4 separate regions of the Homo sapiens genome follow, and regions 1, 3 and 4 are each linked to region 2. A link is a loop called in an ENCODE intact Hi-C map of the cell type or tissue named here. Cell type or tissue: mammary epithelial cell. All regions are shown on one strand. Region 1 overlaps CARMIL1 (capping protein regulator and myosin 1 linker 1). Region 2 overlaps CARMIL1 (capping protein regulator and myosin 1 linker 1). Region 3 overlaps CARMIL1 (capping protein regulator and myosin 1 linker 1). Region 4 overlaps CARMIL1 (capping protein regulator and myosin 1 linker 1).

Region 1 (5,000 bases), 130 kb before region 2:
AAACCTTTATAGTCTGTGCTTTCATCTTGTAACCTAGTTCCCCAGTCAATTACTCCTCCACCAAAGCATGGCTTTATAAGCTGGCTTCAAATATATGAGTTGACTAGGTTTCAATTAAAACTCTCAAATGTTCGCCAAAATATAGTTATCATGGAAAATTCAACTTTTCCCACCATTATATTTTCAGACTTCACACTCTCTAACTTTAATCTATGGAGGTATTTGTGGCATATTTTTGCTACTGTAAAGATTTAATCACTATTGAAGTAATAAAAAATAGTACTTTAACATACAAAGTAATTGATTTGCAAGGCACAGTTATGGAATAAAGCATGCTACAAAACTGAATTTTCCAAATAAGTGAGGGTTATCCTTTTAAATATATAAGGCCTTTAAAAACTAGCAAAAATAAAAATATTTCTAATATTAACCAATACCCATGTTATTTAAAATCATATAACTAAAATATTATTTATAATTTATGGTCATAATTATAAATGCTAAGTGTTGAACTGTATTAATTCTTTAGATATTCCCAGATTCCATACCTATCTAACCCATGTACTTTTCATAATTCCTCTGATAATTCCTCTGCAGTCTCTTTGCATTCTAAGTTGCTACTGTCTGTGAATCCTTGATGCTTCTAATCTACTGCCTTATTCTGCAAACAATTAAAGTCAGGAGTGTATAAGTGAAGTAGTCAGACTGGCCCTCGATTACTTCTACAAGTGAAAATGCATGAGCTTTGAGATAACTATTCTCTTTACTCTCTGAAAGTAGTTTATACCTACATCCAAGCTCACCCGTGAGAAATACCTATAAAAGTTTCTAAAAGGGTTTTTCCCATATTAAGACAGATTGCCTGACCACATAGGAGAAATAGTGTATTATCACATAGTTCACGCAGGCAGGCTAGAATTATTGGTAAGAACATTAACCTACACTTAAAATGATAAAACAAAAACTTGAATGTTCAAGGACTAATATTCATAGATAATGCTTAAGGCTGCCTTCTTTCATATACAACATTCACCCTTTATCACTGTTTTCCTTATCACTACAACTTTTCTCAGAAGAAGACACTTCCAGATGACAATGAGAGCAGAAATAAATCTATACCGGTGAGAGAAGACAGTTCTGGAGAGGTTGAGCACAGCTAAATATTGAAGGCATCCACGGAGAAGAGCTCCACAGACCTGAAAAAGAAATAAGGCACTCTTCTTTTCAAGTATTTCTAGGTCCAGGAGAATCTTTTATTAGAGGTCCCCTACATCCCATCTAAATAGCTCTTCTGAGACCCCTCAGAGCAAGATATATATATATTTTAAATTTACCATGTCCAGGGAACATTCTGTATTGGATAAATCCAGATGAACAATGGCATTTGGCTGGGCCAAAAAATTATACATGTGCTTGAAAAAAAATAAAAGATAAATGTTAGGATTCTAGAAACACACACATACACACAATGCAAGTTAATGTTTTAAAAGGAAGTTGCCAGAATTTCTCAGATCATTCTCTGCTCTTCCCAAGGGGATTATCAGAATTTTCTGTCATTCCTTTAGGTTCCCTGACAGTGAAAATCCCAAGAATAGTTAAAATTATGTTTGAGTTAAAAAAAGGCCAAATGGAATATTGAAAACCAAACCCCCATTTTGTTATGCATGACTTAGTTTTCCTGGATAGCTTAATTTTTATTATACAATTTTGGAACCGTGCTAATTCATTTTAACCCCTGAGATTAAAATACCACCTGAACTGCAATCACTCTATCAAAATGCTAATCACTTTTGAAAGTGTTTGCAGAACTACGAATCTGAATCTGAACCACAGGATGGTCTCAGGCTATCCTCTCTTCTGTCCGACATAATGATTTTTCTACCCTTAGTTACTTCTCAAAGCTAACAAGAATGGCTTGGCAGCAATATGAGTGCTTTTTTAAAAATTTCACTAATAGCTAAGACACTTCTGGTTTCAGGGGGTCACAATGCTTAAACTTCCCCAGTCCTCTCATTCAAGGCCATCAAAATAATGAGACTGATCAACAGATCAGTTCAACTGAGATACTGAACATCAACAGCAATGTTGTTCTGGAATTACCCTGTATGTGTAGCAACTGCCAGAGCCCACCCATAACAAGCTGAGTCCAAGCTCCCTGCCACCAGGCAAATAGCTTAAATTCTCCTCTGCTTCACTGGATGCCACTGGATACTTGCAAAAACAAACAAGCTTATACTGAGTACGTCCTTGCAAACATTTACTATGTGTAGCAGTTTGGCTATATGGTGCTTCAGAAGAATCCTATCAAGGAATTCAGAAGAGCAAAAAAATAGCCTGTAAACACTTAACACTTTAAAATAACCATACACACAGAATGACATTTATTTTTTTTTATTTATTTATTTATTTATTTATTTATTTATTTATTTATTTATTTATTTATTTTAAGACAGGGTCTGGCTCTATCGCCCAAGCTGGAGTGCAGTGGTATGATCTCGGCTCACCGCCACCTCCACTTCCCGGCATCAAGCCATCCTCCCGCTTCAACCTCCTGAGTGGCTGGGACTACAGGCATGTGACACCACGCCCAGCTAATTTTTGTATTTTTTGTAGAGACAGGGTTTCAACATATTGTCCAGGCTGGTCACAAACCCCTGGACCCCAGAGATCCACCTGCCTTAGCCTCCAAAAGTGCTGGAATTCTAAGTGTGAGCCACTACACCCAGCCATAGAATGGATGTTGTTATGAAAAGTTCTGATTCAGAAAAGTCATTTTGCTCTCACATGAAGATCCTCTGCCTCTCTCTCTCTGTTTGCCTGGCAAAAATTGTCTCAAGAGACTTTTAAGTTTACTGTGGCTTTGCTCCCAGCTACCAGCTGGGGGAGCTCTTATCACCATGAAATGGTGACAAGACTATTTGGCCACACTTCTCCAAAGAGGCCAGGCCCTGCTAGGCTGCTTTCCCTGAGGGCACAGGGTCAGGTAAACTCCTGCACCTGCCGCCAGGCTCCTGGAACTTTTGCCTTCCCCGCCCACTCTCCCCTCCAGCCCACTCTCACTCAGGTCTCATCGTTCCACTCCCCAGAAGCAAGCTACAACAGGACCCACCCTGGCCAGAAAAAGAAATCTTGAGCTATTTTGTTGTTTTAGGTGACTATTAATGTTCCTATTTTAGCTGAATCTTATTAATCTTTAGCCTTTCCTTTTATCCTTCCCTCTATTCTTCTACTTTGCCACAGTATTATTTTGGTGGTGTCACATTGGCCTTGTTTTATTTTGGGGGGGAGCAGATTTATGAACTGTCAGTGAAGGTAACAACTGAAACTGGAAAATGGATTGAAAAATCGTGGCACACCAGGAATCAAGTATTATTTAAATAATTTTAAGTTCAAGGGAGAGGAAAAGGAAAAAAAAATACAAAAAGGCCTTCATTTGTACTTCCTGCCTTACAGGTAAACCAAAACAAGAGAAATAAGAATAAATTTCACAGTGTTTTTCAGCCCTGTGGCAAAGCAGTGGAATGCAAATTAAGGCCATTCAAAGATGGCCGCTGGGTGTAGGCCATGTTGTTAAAGAAACAATTCTATCTTGGTGACTAGAGGGGATCATTTGCCACATATGGAAATGAGATAATACCTAATCCACTGTGTCAAAGATCTGCCAAATATTACATTATTGATTCAGTTACATTAAAAATTTTATTATAATTGAGAGAGTAGTTTTTGCCTTCATATTCAAACTCCGAAGAAATGGCCCCAGGTTATATGTTGACCACTCTTCTCCCTATTTTATTCACGGAATAGACGAGTGCTCAGGTTTATCCCAATACTCCCTTTCAATTGTAACCTATAACCATCAGTCTTCCCAGTAACAATAATAATAATGAGAAAGTTCAGTTAATGTGCCCAATCTTCCTTACCAGGCAATTTTAACCTGTAAGCTAATGGGTTTTTGTTGTTGTTGTTGTTGTTATTGTTTGATACGGAGACTCACACTGTCGCCCAGGCTGGAGTGCAGTGGTGTAATCTCGGCTCACCACAACCTCCGCCTCCAGGGTTCAAGCACTTCTCCTGCCTCAGCCTCCTGAGTACCTGGGACTACAGGCAAGTGCCACCATGCTTGGCTAATTTTTGTATTTTTAGTAGAGATGGGGTTTCACCATGTTGGCCAGGCTGGTCTCGATCTCCTGACCTCGTGATCTGCCTGCCTCAGCCTCCCAAAGTGCTGGGATTACAGGTGTGAGCCACCATGCCTGGTCCCTGTAAGCTAATGTTTTTAAATGAAGAAAAAAATTCTTCAACAGCATTACTTCCAAAAAAATGTGAACTTCAGCATCACTAAATGAGAAAAAAAAATAATTGTGGTGATATATGACATTTAATTAACGAATGCTCTGGAATTTTCAGTAAAACACTTCATAAGCTCGTAACTAAATGATTCAAAGGTGTCATGACAAAGAGAGAGGCAGGAAAATGCACTACAAAGACATGTTTAGAATTATTCCAGGCTTATTAAACACAGCTTCTTCGAAGATGGAATAAAGAAAAGAAAACTTACTGAGAGGTCATCTCCACGAAGGACGTTCCCTGAGAGGTCGAGGTGGACAAGGGTAGAGGCGGTCAATGGATTGGCACTGAGTGACTGAGAAAGGCTGTTCACCCCTGCAACATCAAGAAAATCCAGGCTCAGTTTGCACTCCAGGAAACAAAATGAGGTTTGTGTTTCTATAAATGGCCCAACACTTCCATCAAATTGCAGGACTGAGGTTAACCATGAGCACTGTCCCTGAAAGGTGGCGCTATGATTGTGTCTCCTTTTGATACACCCTCAGGAAGAACAGGTTGGTCAAAGACACAACCCCCTCACTGAATCAGAAGGAGTAATGAATTGGCTTCCCTTTGATCCATGTCTTCTGATGTGTCCAAGGACAGAAAGGATTTTAATCTGAAGCCTTAGAATGATGAAAGCAATCTAGTTGACAATGTTTATCCTTCTCTTA
Region 2 (5,000 bases):
TTTTTAAAATTTTTTCTTTCTTTTTTTAATTTCTTTTTTTCTTTTTATTTTTTGCTCTGTCTTATGGGTCCTGAAAAAGAAATGTATTTCTTACAGTTCTGGAGGCTGAAAAGTTCAAACTCAAGAGTCTGCATCTGGCGAGGGCCTTCCCGCTATGTCATAACATAGTAGAGAGCATCATACGGTGAGAGAGCAAGAGCATGCTAGCTCAGGTCTCTCTTCTTATAAAGCCACCTGTAACATCAATGGGAACCCCCCTGATGACCTTATTTAACCCTTATTACATCCCACAGGCCCCACCTCCAAATGCAACCAACATATGGATTTGGGGATTAAGTTTCCAACACATGAAATTTGGCGGACACTTTCAAACCATAGCAAAGCTCATGACTAAAAATATAGCTACTTATAACTATAAATCCTGAAATTCCTTTAGCAGGATACAAAGCCTTTCATACCAAGAAAAATAAGAAAAAAGCTCTGCCTGCAACTATTCCTGAAACAGGTAGTAAGTTAAAGATAAGCCATTTTCATAAAGATGACTTAAGATTAAAGTCATATAAATGAATTTTGGAAGTCAATGAATTTGCTGAGATCAAGCTTGGAAGGGTGGGGTGGGAGGAGTGTGCAGGGGGGGAAAGGTAAAGACTTTCCCCTAGAAGTAGAAGGAGAAAGATAAAACTAGTTTCACCTAATTCACAGACCCATCAAGACCAAAAACACTGTTTCTATTTAGAGGAATGACCCATATTCTAATTTGCAAAACCATAAACTACCTGCAAAATGTTGCCAGTTTTAAAAGAAAAATTAATCAGAATAATGAATAAGAAAAAGTATTCTTAAATACAAACAAGATTTGAGCGAAACTTCAAAATCTGCTCAATTATATATATCTTCTACATAAAGATCTGAAAATGAAGACTTTATCATAAGCCCCTAACATAATGAAAACAAGTCTCAAACACTCAAGGGTAGGAAAGCATACTCACCAAGCACACCCCCAAAGCACACTCAGGCATTTTTAGGAACATTTCCAACATGTTTGAAAACAAAATGGGTTTCAGATAAAACCTCAACTTAACTGGGACAGCCATGTTTCCCAGGCATTCTAGTTCTTGAAGGGTGCTATGTAAAACTGAGTGATGGTTTGGACATTCCATTACACTTAATAATCCTAAAATCACATGCATATGGCTGTCAGCATATTCATTCCTCAACGTGAATAAGGGAAGGTCTAATCACAACATTTCAAATTAGCTAAGACATCAGTTGGGAAGCCCAGGCTGCACACTTCCCAATATGTCCCTGTTACTCTTTCTCAACAGTCCCCCTGCAGTATCACAGGGCCAAATCTCTCCTCTTGGGCACAATAATTTGAGCAGCATTTGCCTTGGCTATCCCAGTCTTCTCCTCTCATTGGACAGAAAACATGACAGAGAAAAAAATAATTGCCAAAAAAAATTTTCTGGTAGTTGAACTGAATTTGATACAACAAAAAAAGTATGTAAGGTTTAGCAGCGATCCCAGTGGGCTTCCAGAAATCAAAGTCCCCACAGACTAAACAAGCTGGAAACATGAAAATTAAAAATCTGCCTGCTGAATAACTGTCTATGAAAGTTTTCTTACAAGAAGCCTGGTTATCTTTTTAGATTCTCATTCCTCACTGCAAGATGTTCTCTTCTGTATTTCAAAGACAAAGTCAGTCTCTCTTTTCTTCCTTCTTTCCCTCCCCCACTCATACATACAAGAAATAGTGATTTTTCTAAATTCCTTTTAAAACTGATGGAAGGAGGGAGAAGCCTAAGTATTCTTCCTAATCCAATGTTCTATTAATAGGATTTTTAATGCAGTGCAGGTTTTACAATACTGTAAGCGGGAAGACAATGAACAATGACTGTATTGTGCCACACCTGCTCCCCCACCCCTCCGGGAGGCTGAATGATGTCTTATCTGGCATCCCTCATTTGGACAGTGATACACCTGTGAAGTGACAGGCCTGCCAAACTGCAGAAAGAAGTTCTCCCTTTTACTCTGTTAACATGCCTAACATCATTTAGTCCAATAATGCCATGTTAAAAATAAAAAAAGTTAAACTTTTTTTTCCTTTTTTAAAAACAAAGTGCTTTAGTTTTTGCAAGACTAAACCATTCAGCCAGACTTGGCTAAACCTTCAATTTACACAGTGGGACACACTATAACAATTGGCCCAAATACCCTAAGGGAAAAGCCAGACTCATGGATTCAGAAATGAGAAAAATGCCTCTGACTTGCCTTCCCGGTTCCGCCCACTGTGCACATCAGTGCACCCACAGGAAATGATTCCCATTTCAGTTTCTCTGCTGCAATAGTCAAGGGAACGCAATCCCAATATCAGGAAAAAAAAATTAGCATGTCACTGGAGCACAAAGGCTGCTGGATCATCAGAGTGCTTCCTCTCAAATTCCAAACACAAACCCACATGCCCCAAATACTACACTGACCCAAGTGGTTGTGTGCCTGCCTCAAAGTTACGCTCTGCTGAGTGTCTTCTTATTTATCTTTGAGCCCTGTACCAGCTTAACAGCTGATTCTTCTGCCCTCTTGGGTCCAGTGTCAAATCTGCCAGGAGAGCCTCATCAACAGGCAGAACGAGCCTCAGTGAGCTAGGGGAAGCCAGAGGTCAGAGAAGTATGCATCTGAGAAATCAGCCTGCCCTGTCATGAGGTTCTGAAACACTAGCTCACTGAAAAGCACATTAAAGAGTTCCAACGGCAGGGCTGAATGGGTGTCAGCACAAATCAGTGAGTCCAAGTCCTTCCAGCTTCCTTTCCTGGCCAGAATGGGAGAGTCTTAGCTATAATGGCATTCACAGACTTCTGCCCAACAGAGAAAGCCAAGAGAGAGCCTTCTATTAGTAGCACCCAAGAAGCCTGTGACCATGGTGCCCAGTGTCCATCTTGGCAGAAAAAAGACACGCTGTGATCCCAATAATAAATGCACAACCACCACAGAATACATTGTACATAGAATGATGATACTTCATATTTAGCTTCTAAAACTAAGCTAAATGATCAGTATTCTTGGCCACAATGATCATATAATAAAATTGTTATAGTAAGATATTTCTACAGTGCAATGCCTTCATTCACATGATAGCTATTCCCATCTTTGAATCCTTCTCAAGTTGTTATGTTACTTAAATTGCATATACACCAAGTACACCTGTTTTGCAGTGCATTCCCAGGCATTATTTCTCAGAAATGCATGGTACACATTTCCACTGCTTGCTACTTAGTACTCACTTCAGCAATATATCACTTCTTTATAATAAAATGGCTCTATATGCCCTATCATAGAGTATGGGGATTCACCAAATTATTTTTCCCCCTTAGAGGCGTTGCTTGACCTGGGTAAAGAAAGTTCATAATGACCACTTTATATATACCTTATGATATGCTTTGTAAGTATTGCAATGTTTAAGTATAACAGGAAACATCTTACTTAATTTTCTAATTTTGACTCTTCTTTATCTATAGCATGTTTTCTAACCCCACCCCCAAAACAATAGAAAACTCTATATATTTTTTATGCATCACATAAAAGTAATGCTTCTCCTACCTGTATATTCCCACTTCTTTTCTGTCTACTTATATACTTTTTATGCGTCACATTCAAGTAATACCTCTCCTACCTTTATATTCCCACTTCTTTTCTACTGTCTACATAATATGACCAGAAACAAAAGTATAAGCCAATTACAATGCTTCACCCAGAAATGAAATCTATCTTTTACTCTACAGAAGAAATATTACAGTCAACATAACACTGTCTGCTAGTGTTTTTAAGACCACAGCCAACACACAAGACAAACTCTGCTCACAATTTTGCTCAGAAATGGTTGGCCCACGCATTAGATAAGCTAAGTTTATTCTTAACCAATATTAATTTTTATTACCGAAAAGTTATTTTAAAATGCGTGTGAGGTACTTCTGTGGTACTCCTTATACGGACAAAACCAGTAAGAAAAGCAGCCCAACCTGTCAGGCTAAATGCTCACAGCCAGCTCAGTTATAACTGAAAAGATTCATCCTGCACTAACATAAAATCATAAAATGTACGATTTCAAACTCTGAGATAATCACACCTAGAAAATGCAACTGAAAGTAATGTACCTGCCATACTGCATTATTTCCACCTTATTGATTAAAGTTGAAATAGGTGTGCTAACTTCATTGAGCATCTACTTGCTGAAAAGGCACTTTTAACTTAAGAAAGTAGTTCAAGCTTCTTATTTCATTAACCACAGAACTACAGGTTGTTTATACTGAGAAGCTTATCCCTACTCATGATGGAGTAAACTGCAGCTTTTCAAGGCTTATTAAAATTAAAGAATTGGAATCATAACTCCATAACACTCAAAAAAATGTGTTTTTTTATTTTTGTTTTCTTTTTGACACAAAATTTCACTCTGTCCCCTAGGCTAGAGTGCAGTGGCACAATCTTGGTTCACTGCAACCTCTGCTTCCCAGGTTCAAGTGATTCTCATGCCTGAACCTTCCAAGTAGCTGAGATTACAAGCATGTACCAACACATCCGGCTAATTTTTTTGCATTTTTACTAGAGATGAGGTTTTGCCATGTTGGCCAGGGTGGTCTCGAACTCCCGGCCTCAAGTGATCTGCCCATCTCGGCCTCCCAAAGTGCTGGGCTTACAGGCATGAGCATCTATGTACTTTTCAACTGTTTTGAGTTTTTGTGGTATAAATTCATGAATCTGAAATTTCAAGTGCTTTCAAATTGTAGCAAGGAAACAGAACCTGACAACAACCATCTAAGTGGTAGGAAATTCCAGTTATCTAATTAATTACGTTTATTTTAGAAGTAAATCCTCCTGAGAAAAAATTCATTCAAATCACAGAATTTCCTCAAACCTTACAGAGTGCCAAAAAAAAAAAAAAAACACAATGACTTCTGCTGAGCCTCAGAACACAGTCTCCATCCTACCCCAATAGTTAACCCCAC
Region 3 (5,000 bases), 110 kb before region 2:
TTTTGAAATGGTACCTCACTGTGGCTTTGATTTGCATTTCTCTAAACACTGAGAAGTGTCCCCTTCCTGGTCCATCTTAACTCTAGATTTCATTTGCTTAAGAACCTTCCTCAAACAACTACCTCCCTCTAGAGATTTTTTCTTGTCTGTCGATAAATATGACTGAATCCTTCCCATTTTAAAAACAAAACCAAAAATAGCCCTCCTATAAACAGTGATCACCATGATTTCTACTTTGTCACATTCACCTCTCTGTAGTATCTAATAGAGAAACATTTGTTTTTCCTAAGAATTGAGTATACCCTAGAGAAACTCCTATTCCATTACTATGCGTCCATTAATTTCAGCTTTGGCTTATTCTATGAGGGTACTTTTTGCGTGATCTAGTTTTCTAATTCAGTCTCAACCTTCCTGTAGATTCACTACTTTAGATGATGACAAGTTACGCTGGAGATTTTTGCTTGAATACAACCTAGGTATCTTTGTCAGCACAGAACAATAACCATATTAAGGACAAAAAGAAAAACTGAACATCTATATCATATATTCAGCTCAGTTTAATAATTAATACTCAGCTGGGTGCGGTGGCTCACGCCTGTAATCCCAGCACTTTGGGAGGCCGAGGTGGGTGGATCACGAGGTCAGGAGTTCGAGACCAACCTGGCTAACACGGTGAAACCCCATCTCTACTAAAAAAAAAAAAATACAAAAAATTAGCTGGGCATGGTGGTGGGCACCTGTAGTCCCAGCTACTCGGGAGGCTGAGGCAGGAGAATGGCATGAACCTGGGAGGCAGAGCTTGCGGTGAGCCAAGATCGCGCCACTGCACTCCAGCCTGGGGGACAAAGCAAGACTCCTTCTCAAAAAAAAAAAAAAATTAATACTCATCAAATATAACATTGAAAGGTGAAAGGCCTTATTCAACAAACCTGGAAAACATTTGCAACAGAAAATGAAAACAAAATAGTCCCACTAGAGATAAACCAATTCCTTCTTAAACCTTGTCCATCAGTGTTCTACTAAGAATTCAAATTCTCAAGTTTCCCTTTCTAAACCTACTGACTCCTCTCTCTACCCATGCAAACACTTTTAATAAAATGTTCTGACTCTTCGTGAACTACAGTCCTTCATCCTTTCCCTATTCTCACACTCAAATCTTGTTAAATATTAAAAGATAATAGTGGTAAATAGAATTCTAAGATAGTCCCCAAGATTCTCACCCCCGGGTGTATACGCCCTGTGCAATTTCCTTGAATATGGGGGTGGGGAGCAGTAAATATACTGTTGACTCTTGAACAACATGGGTTTGAACTGCACTGGTCCACTTCCGTGTGGATTTTTCTCCACCTCTGCCACTGCTGACACAGCAAGATTAAGGCCTTCTTTTCTTCCTCCTTCTCCTCAGCCTAGTCAATGTGAAGATGACCAAGATAAAGACCTTTATGATGATCTACTTCCACTTAATGAACAGGAAATATATTTTCTTATTCTTATGATTTTCTTAATAAAATTTTATTTAGCTTAAAGAATACAATATATAATACATATAACATACAAAATACATGTTAGTCAACTTTTTATTGGCAAGGCTTCCAGTCAACCCTGCTATTAGTAGTTAAGTTTTGAGGGAGTCAAAAGTTACATGTGAATTTTTGGTTGCTTGGGGTCAGTGCCCCTAACTCTTGTGTCGTTCAAGGGTCAACAGTAATGAGACATCCCTACCATGATTAGGTTACTAATCACTTGACTTTGAGTTCATGAAAAACAGGGAAATTGTCACGGGTGGGCCTGATGCAGTCAGGTGAACTGTTTAAAAGAAACTAAAGCATCAGAGAGATGTACTCCAGCTGGCCTCACACACAAAGCAAACTTCTGTGTTGTGAGATAGGGGGGTCACATGGCAAGAACCATTCTAGGAGCACAGCCTCTAGGAGGTGGGAGTGGTGCCCACTGACAGCTAGTAAGAAACTGGGGACATCGAGCTTATAGCTCCAAGGAAATTAATTCCACCAATAACCAGTGAACTTAAGGAGGACTCCAGGTTACAGATGAGAGCACAACCCTTGCTGACAACTTGCCTTGTCTTGAGAGACAGACCCAGAGCACAGAACCCAGCTAACCCGTACCCAGACTCCTGAGCCAAGGACAGTATGAGATAATAAATTTGTATCATTTTAAGCTGCCAAGTATGTGGTAATTTGTTATGCAGGACTATGTAACTAATAAAACATATTAAAAATAATATCTTCCTTTCCTTTTGTTTCACTTCAAAAAAGGTGAAGCAGATCATACAATTGTAACATAAGCATTTATATGAAAGGGTGGAAAGAACTGGAAGCCAACAGGACCATTAACAGCACTTATAATTACAACTTAGCTTGATACAGCTCTTCAGGCATGGCTAAATTAAAATTCTCTAATCCTCTTACAATTCTGGCATCAATGATAATGAGAACTCTGCAGTACCTCTATCCTCCAGTGGGTTGCCAGCAAGGTTAATTGTGTGGAGTCCTGAGTTGGGATTATGTGCTAGAGCACTGGCCAGTTTTTGTGCAAAATCTCTGCGTGTAAACAAAACAATAAGATTAAATAACAAAATGTAAAACCATTCGAACGGAACATTTAAAGCTTAGAACAGAGTGAAATCTAAATAGAGAAACCTCCCTTACAATATTAGTCTATATAGCATATATTTCTTAATACCCATTAACACCTCATTAGAGAATTTGTAAAGCCACAGCCAGAAAACGGTTCATTCTGATTGGCCAAAAGCAAAAAGAAAATATACAATTGCCCCTTTAAAGGCACTCTGTTGTGTGCTATTAACAGTACTTTCTGGCCCCTCCATAATTTAAAAAAAAAAAAAATCCTGGATTGAACCTGCTTTTCATGAAAATTATAGTATTCACCACATCTTATTTCTCATTCCATGCAATTGTGAATGCAAAACTGATTACACTAATTATTAAGTTTAAAGGTTACAATTGCTAGTGCTACATTTTGGCAAAAATTAAAACCACTGTTTTAGTTATGTTTAACTTCAAATAATGTACTAAGTGCTATGATTATGAAACTGTCAACCCTCCTCACTTAGCAGTAAAATCTTTATTCTACTAGGTTCTAACTCTTATGCTCTTAACAGTAGGCTTAGGTAGTGACTACTAAACCACTAGATAAAGACTATGCAAGTGTTAACCTGAAAAGGGAGAAAAAATGACTAAAACTGATCAAAGCAAAGCAGTAAAGTCATATGAAATATGTTATCACTATGACCACCAGTAACGATAATAATTAAACCTACATATACCATCTACAGAGTAAAAGGCACTTTGCCAAGTACTTTAAATATATTAATTCATTTACCCTAGCAATTTTAATTCTATAAAATAGGCATTATTATTATCCCCATTTTAAGAGTGAAGAGAATGAGGCACAGAAAGCGTAAACAACTTGTGCAAGGCCAGGAGACATCTGGCTCAAGGATCCATGCTCTTAAAAACTATACTATGTACTCTCAAAAATATCAAGTGACACCGTTATCAAGAGATGTTACCAAATTCTTAGCCTTCATGATGATGGCAATTATAGGGATATTTTTTTCCCAGAAGGAAAAACATTGCTGTATATGTGATCAGCCCAATTAAAAAAAAAAAAAACTATGAATTAATTAGAAGAGCAAATGGCACAGAGTTTTAAAGCAACATATTTATATATTCAGGAAAATACTCACGTTCTAAGTCCAGCATTTTCCAACACCAATTCTTCCAGTCGATTGGACCTACTCACCACCCTCAAGATCTGTTCACAGACATCAGTGGACTGTAACAGAAAACATTCTTTGACTATTCCATAACTCTAAAGAAGAAAAACTTTATTGTTATAAATCTATGCAATGCAAAGTTTTAATTAAGTAAAACATTCACTCATTCAATAAACCTTGAATGAGCATCTACTACTACGCACCATCGTGATGAAGATCCTGGAAATACAATGATATAAAGGAGAAAGTCCCGGCCTTCAAGAGTGTGCCATCCAGCAGGGGAAACAGACAAGAAGAATGCTATGGTCAGAGTTTGTGTCCCCCGACCTCCCAAAATTCACAGTTAAAAACCTAATTTCCCCACTGTGATAGCATTAGCAATTAGGTGCCTTTGGGAACTGACTAGGTCATGATGGTGGGGCCCTCATGAAGGAATTAGTGCTTTCGTAAAAGAGGCCCCAGAGAGCTATCTTGCCCCTTCCACTTAGTAAAGACACAGCTAAAAGGCACCACCTGTGAACAAGAAACTGTGCCCTCACCAGACACCAAGTCTGCTGGAGCCTTGATCTTGGACTTCTCTGCCTCAAGAACTGGAAAATAAACCTGTTATTTATAAGCTACCCAATCTATGGCACTTTGTTATAGCAGCCTGAATGAAATGATAAAAATATACAATTATGATAAAATAATAAAAAGACCATTTTGGTAGTGCTATGCATACATATAGGTGCACCTAATCCAGGCTCATGAAACTTAGAGGACTTCCCAAAGAAAGTGACATTCAAAATGGAGAGCTGAAGACTAAGTGTTAGTGATTATGATAATGATGTTGAAAATATCTTTGCAGAGTTCTCACCATGTGCCAGGCACTGAGTTAAGCCCTCTATGTGTATTTCATTATAAAACCATTAAAGATTATTATTCCATTTTCATAGATAAGAAAATTAAGGTTTAAAGATGTCATAAACTTAATAGGAAGGCTAAATAAGTACTTGATGAACACTAACTGGTATTAGGATGTTCCTACTGGAGCATAAATAGGATAAAGTGGGAAACAACCTAATAATAGGAAAAAGCTTAATAAATAATTGTCTCATGTTAATAAACATGTCTCATGTAATAAAAAATGTCAAAAAAACCATTATGTAGTTATATAACTATTATGCATATATGTTAAACAAGATTACAACAATTAAAATGAGTAACTTATAACAAAATTTTCAGGGGACAGTGAAAAATG
Region 4 (5,000 bases), 99 kb before region 2:
ACGGTGATTGAAAATTGATACATGTAAGTCTTTTAAGGAGAGGCAGTAGCCTATTTCTTGTGTTAAATGGTGGACATAAGTGGTTAAATTTACAATGATTTCCATCCTAGTACACATCTGCATACTTTTCTCTAAGGAGACAAGTACAAGGATGGCCTTAGCAGCATTACAGATAACAGACAATACACTAACCAAAATGTCTGACCAACATTCACTAGAATGGATAAATTATGGAATGTTCATACATTAGAATATGAAATAGAAACAGAAGTTAATAAATTATAGCTACACATACCAACATGTAAAACCTCAATTTCTTAGATCCTTAATACCTCTCAGCCTGGCTGCAATATGCTGAGAATGAGGAGCTTACAGTGTAAGACCAAGTGCCTAGGAAGTACTTCAGCAAACGCTTTATGTAAGAAGCAAGGTCTAGTGTAGAGTGACATTCAGGACCCCTAGAATTCATTACTTTCTGGGCATCAAGCCACCATGACAGCCAGAACAAACATGAAGACCAAGGATCAGGGAGACTCAGGCCTGCATGGGACAAACAAGTTTGCATATAATAAAAAAATTATGGAACCAGTAATAATCAAGACTCTGATGAGGTCTCATTTTAACAGAAAATACAAAATACACAAGACAGTATGTAACTAATCTCATTTCTGAGAGTTCATTTTCCTGGATGGCTTTCTTAGGACACAGTAATAAGTGAGCACATAAGCAGATCATGAATAAATATTTAATTTGACATTTGCATGGGCCTCCCTACTGCTGTGCTGATACCAACTCACTGCAAAGGACTACCTGATTTTCCCTGGTGGAGTTTATGGCAGGACAGATCCTTCCTCGTGTTTTCACTAAGTGCTCATGCAATTAATTGACATAAGGGGAAAGGTTTCCAAACATCAGCCATTGTCATATTAACTGATTTCTCTTAGTTGGAAGTGGTAACAGCTTTTTACCATCACCAGTCCATGACATTTATTGTACATCCCCCACTGTGTTTTGCTTTGACATCCTAAGAAACTCCTAATTATGATGTAACCTTTGATCTGAAAAGTAAAGTCAGCCTTAAAAGGAGTTGTAACAGTTGAGGGAACCCTCTCATGAGTCCTGGCAACATGGCAACATTGCATTCTCCTGTACATTTCCAAACATTACTTCTACCATTTCCTTAAAATGGTAGCAAAAACATCTTAAGACTACAAACCTTGAGGAGAAGGATCCAGTATTAACATCTTTTAGAGCCACGTGGCACAATCATTTCTTACACAACACTGAAGAGATATGAGACAGTTAATATTCACTAACCTTTTTCCTGATGTAAATTTACTACACATAGAGTTTTTTTGGTTTTGTTATTAGTCTAATCACTGGTTGGGGAGTATAAAAAATGTTGGGATCCAGGTCAGGTATGGTGACTCACACCTGTAATCCCAGCACCTTGGGAAGCTGAGGCAGGTGGATAGCTTTTGCCCAGGAGTTCATGACCAGCTGGGCAACATGGTGAAATCCCATCTTTACAAATAAATCATAAATAAAATGTAAAACATTAAAAATATAAAAATCAGCCAGGCATGGTGGTACATGCCTGTAGTCCCAGCTACTGAGAATGAAGTGGGAGGATCAACTAAGCCCAGGAGGTCAAGGCTGGGTAATACAGCAAGACCCTGTCTTAAAAAAAAAAAAAAGAAAGAAAGAAAGAAAGAAAGAAAGAAAGAAAGAAAGAAAGAAAGAAAGAAAGAAAAAGTTGGGATCCTTATTTCTATGTCAGTTGACACTTCAGAATAATCGAAACCTTCCCTTAAAACTCTAAAGAATCAAGTTTTTCTCTTATATCTTTCCAGAAGAAAAAGCCATCATAAAACTGATAAAATAAGAGCATCACAGAAAAAAATCCATGAACTAGTCTCAGGAAATCCAAAATTTTCTGTAACATAAGGATTTTCTAACTTTATTTTTCTTTTCAATTAAGAAAACTTGTCATGTTAGATAATTGTTCATTTAAAAAAAAGGAAGACCTTTAAGCATATGAAAATAGCAAGCATTTATAACATTTTTATGTACTAACACAAAGCGCTTTAAATATATTTATCCATACAGTCTTCATAATTACCCCAGAAGAGAGGTATAATTATTAACCCCATTTTCAGATGAACATTCCAAAGGCACAGGGAAGTTTGAAATATGCAAGGTTACAAGGCTAGCTGAGGCAGAGCCAGGGTTCAAACCCAGCCAGTGTGACTCATGATCCCGTGTCTTAACCACTGTGCTGTCATCTCACCAATGACTAACTTGCCTTCCATACCATCAAAAGAATCTTCATACTCTACAGAGGTATACTCTACAGAGGATATACCAGGATGGTATATCCACAGGTTTTCAGATCAAAGGACTGAAAATCCCTTCCATCACAATTAACCAATCATTTGGCTTCTGATTTTAAAGCTTTTTTTTTTTTTTTTTTTTTTTGAGACAGAGTCTCGCTCTGTCACCCAGGCTGGAGTGCAGTGGTGGATCTCAGCTCACTGCAACCTCGCCACCCGATTCAAGCAATTCTCCTGCCTCAGGCTCCCAAGGAGCTGGGGCTACAGGCGACGTGCCACCACGCCCAGCTAATTTTTTGTATTTTTAGTGGAGCATTAAGATGTATTCTGAAGTCACAATTGTACAGCCCTCTTTTTTTCTGAACATCAAAAATAAACTGCTAATATGTGGGGGCTATTTTATAATACAAAGTTAAAATGCAAAAACAAAGAAGTTGACAAGGGATTGAGAGTCTAGATCTCTTGCCAAATTCTTCGCTACTCTACATTCTAGATAACCTATTAAACCTAGATTACCTAGTTCTGATACCATCTTTCTGATCTGTATGACTATAAGAATTTAATTTTCCTAGTTATTATTATCAGTACTAATTTCCCTCCTTACTCCCTTTCCCCTGCCTGCCATCTCTCTGAAATTTTAAGAACACTGTGACTTTTAAATAGACAGTGTTAAGTATACCAGGAAAGTGTTAAAGAACAAAAATAATTCATGGATGTGAAGGACATCTAGCAAGCCCTACAACCTGCAATGTGAGAAAAGCACAAATAGAGAGAGCAGTAATTCAATGAACAACATCATGATTATTCTTAGTATATCCACCTACCACAGGAGTGAAGATTTCCCTCTCACAAATCTTATAAACATTTAAAGGCTCAAAGGAGGTGTTTTAATGCAAGAATGCACAGCCCTGCCACTCTTCATGCTCCATGCATGCACACAATGGATTATGCACTCTCGTGGAACGGCTGGTAAAACTCAGAGCCTAGCATTATCATTTCCTGACATATTCATTCGATAGCCTTTCTGGGAATAATTGAGACTTTTCTCCATTCCATCTACTTTGAATATGGGAGTTGGAGTGCTTTAAAAAGTTAAGAATGTCACAAATTAGCTATTCCCTCCTGCTATCCTAACTTATATAGAGACATGTCTTGTATATTATTAAATTATTAGCGGAACCACTCACCAACTCTGGGAAGGATGTAAATACCTAAAACAGTTCCCAGATGAGGACATTCCTAGAGGCCTAAATGAGTGGTCTCTATATTTTTTGATCATTCATCCCCAACAGCAAAGAATTTTGCATATCCTCCCCTCTAAAAAATGTGTTAATCTATAAATCATATACATGTACTACAGCACTAACATATTAAGCTCAGCACAAAACATACACACATGCATAAATAAAATGAATGAGAAAAAAATAGACAAAAATCAAGTTCTACTATTAACGTCACATCCCCAACATATCATCATCTTGTTCACCCCACAGAGTTCATGTCACCCAGGTTGAGGACCATTCTTCTACAGAACTATTTCGAGAAATTCAGGAATGAAAACAGAAGCCAATGCTGTTCACATCTGATTCCACTCTCCAAACAGCAATGCTTTTATAAATGAGACCAGGAATTAAAAAAAAAAAAAAAATGGAGCTTTGATTAGGAAAAAATGACAGCAGTGTCCTTAGGACAACCTTGGCAAACATAATCCACACTCAGAACTCTTTCCTGATAGTATCACACTCAAGAATGTCACCCTGATCAGTAAGAAATATGACAACACAAAAAAGCATGAATCTGTTGCCTGGACTCTTGTGAGCCAAGTTGAAGCTCAATGATGCATGTCATTGAGTCTTCAAAGAATTGATGGGATTAGCTCCTCTTAAAAATCTGTCAGGAACACGAGAAATCGATGTAGTTAAAGCTATATATTTTCTTCTTCTTGGCACCAGTAAGTACCTCTACCTTCATAATTCCCTACCACTCCAAATTACAGTGTAATTAAATTTTTTAACATGTCAGCTCACAGACCTTCGAGAAATCCCATGAGAAATTTACAACAAATTTTCAATCTATGCCTTTTTTTGGCCTACTGATAACCTAAAACAGAACAAATTGAAAGAATATACTTAAATAAAATGCCAACTGGACATTTTACAAATAACAACTGGAGTGGGCATTTTTCCAAGTACTTCCTAATTACTGTTCTCCAGAGACTAACTGGCTAGATCTAGCATGATCACTGTCATCCTTATTCCTGAATGCTTATTCAGCAACAACAGAGGGACTGGTCCTAGATTCAGTTCTGATAGAACCATAGTAAATAAATAAGAAAACATTATCACAACATTCAAATTGCTTACAAATTACCATGAAGCACCTATATAGATCTTACGGGTTTTAGTGCAGTAGCAAGATATATAGAAATAGGAAGCCAAGTCCACAATGAAAAGAGAACAGCAGGCTGGATAACTGATAAAGCAGCCCCAGGACAGGACGATGCACATGCCTCTCCATCCTTCAGTTCCTGTGGCTACAGATCACATGATATAAGGGGCACAGTGTCCTAACACGGGGCCTATGTCTGAAGAAGAGCAGATCCTAGGCAAATCAGAGGGGTGAGGACAGTAGTAGGGGCTCTTGGTGACAGAACAATGACCAAGGCAC

The links. Hi-C counts contacts between places; a loop is a spot of excess contacts. Peaks named below come from ENCODE experiments on the same cell type or tissue, not always from the same donor. Only the 100,000 strongest peaks of a DNase experiment are listed, where the experiment ranks them.
Region 1: a loop joins it to region 2, with 2.6 times the contacts of the local background. A loop is called at or near these places in 7 of 110 quality-filtered maps.
Region 3: a loop joins it to region 2, with 3 times the contacts of the local background. A loop is called at or near these places in 6 of 110 quality-filtered maps.
Region 4: a loop joins it to region 2, with 1.9 times the contacts of the local background. A loop is called at or near these places in 4 of 110 quality-filtered maps.

The regions. Positions count from the first base shown.
Region 1 is chr6:25,488,144-25,493,143 of GRCh38, reverse strand. It overlaps CARMIL1 (capping protein regulator and myosin 1 linker 1), which reads right to left. Exons shown (of 37, transcript NM_017640.6): 13 at 4,559-4,662; 14 at 1,335-1,412; 15 at 1,120-1,196. Among named protein-coding and RNA genes, the nearest start is that of SCGN, 160 kb to the left of the region's middle. In mammary epithelial cell, a CTCF peak has its summit at 2,875 (motif pointing right); a DNase peak (open chromatin) is centred at 2,913.
Region 2 is chr6:25,357,015-25,362,014 of GRCh38, reverse strand. All of the region lies in intron 2 of CARMIL1 (capping protein regulator and myosin 1 linker 1), which reads right to left. The region is part of intron 2 of LOC124901281 (a long non-coding RNA gene); the gene reads left to right. Among named protein-coding and RNA genes, the nearest start is that of CARMIL1, 80 kb to the right of the region's middle. In mammary epithelial cell, no CTCF peak of the experiment used is centred here; DNase peaks (open chromatin) are centred at 1,184, 1,924 and 2,334; H3K27ac peaks cover 2,501 bases.
Region 3 is chr6:25,469,988-25,474,987 of GRCh38, reverse strand. It overlaps CARMIL1 (capping protein regulator and myosin 1 linker 1), which reads right to left. Exons shown (of 37, transcript NM_017640.6): 10 at 3,731-3,819; 11 at 2,467-2,561. Among named protein-coding and RNA genes, the nearest start is that of SCGN, 180 kb to the left of the region's middle. In mammary epithelial cell, a CTCF peak has its summit at 2,475; no DNase peak of the experiment used is centred here.
Region 4 is chr6:25,455,964-25,460,963 of GRCh38, reverse strand. All of the region lies in intron 8 of CARMIL1 (capping protein regulator and myosin 1 linker 1), which reads right to left. Among named protein-coding and RNA genes, the nearest start is that of CARMIL1, 180 kb to the right of the region's middle. In mammary epithelial cell, no CTCF peak of the experiment used is centred here; a DNase peak (open chromatin) is centred at 2,263; H3K27ac peaks cover 492 bases.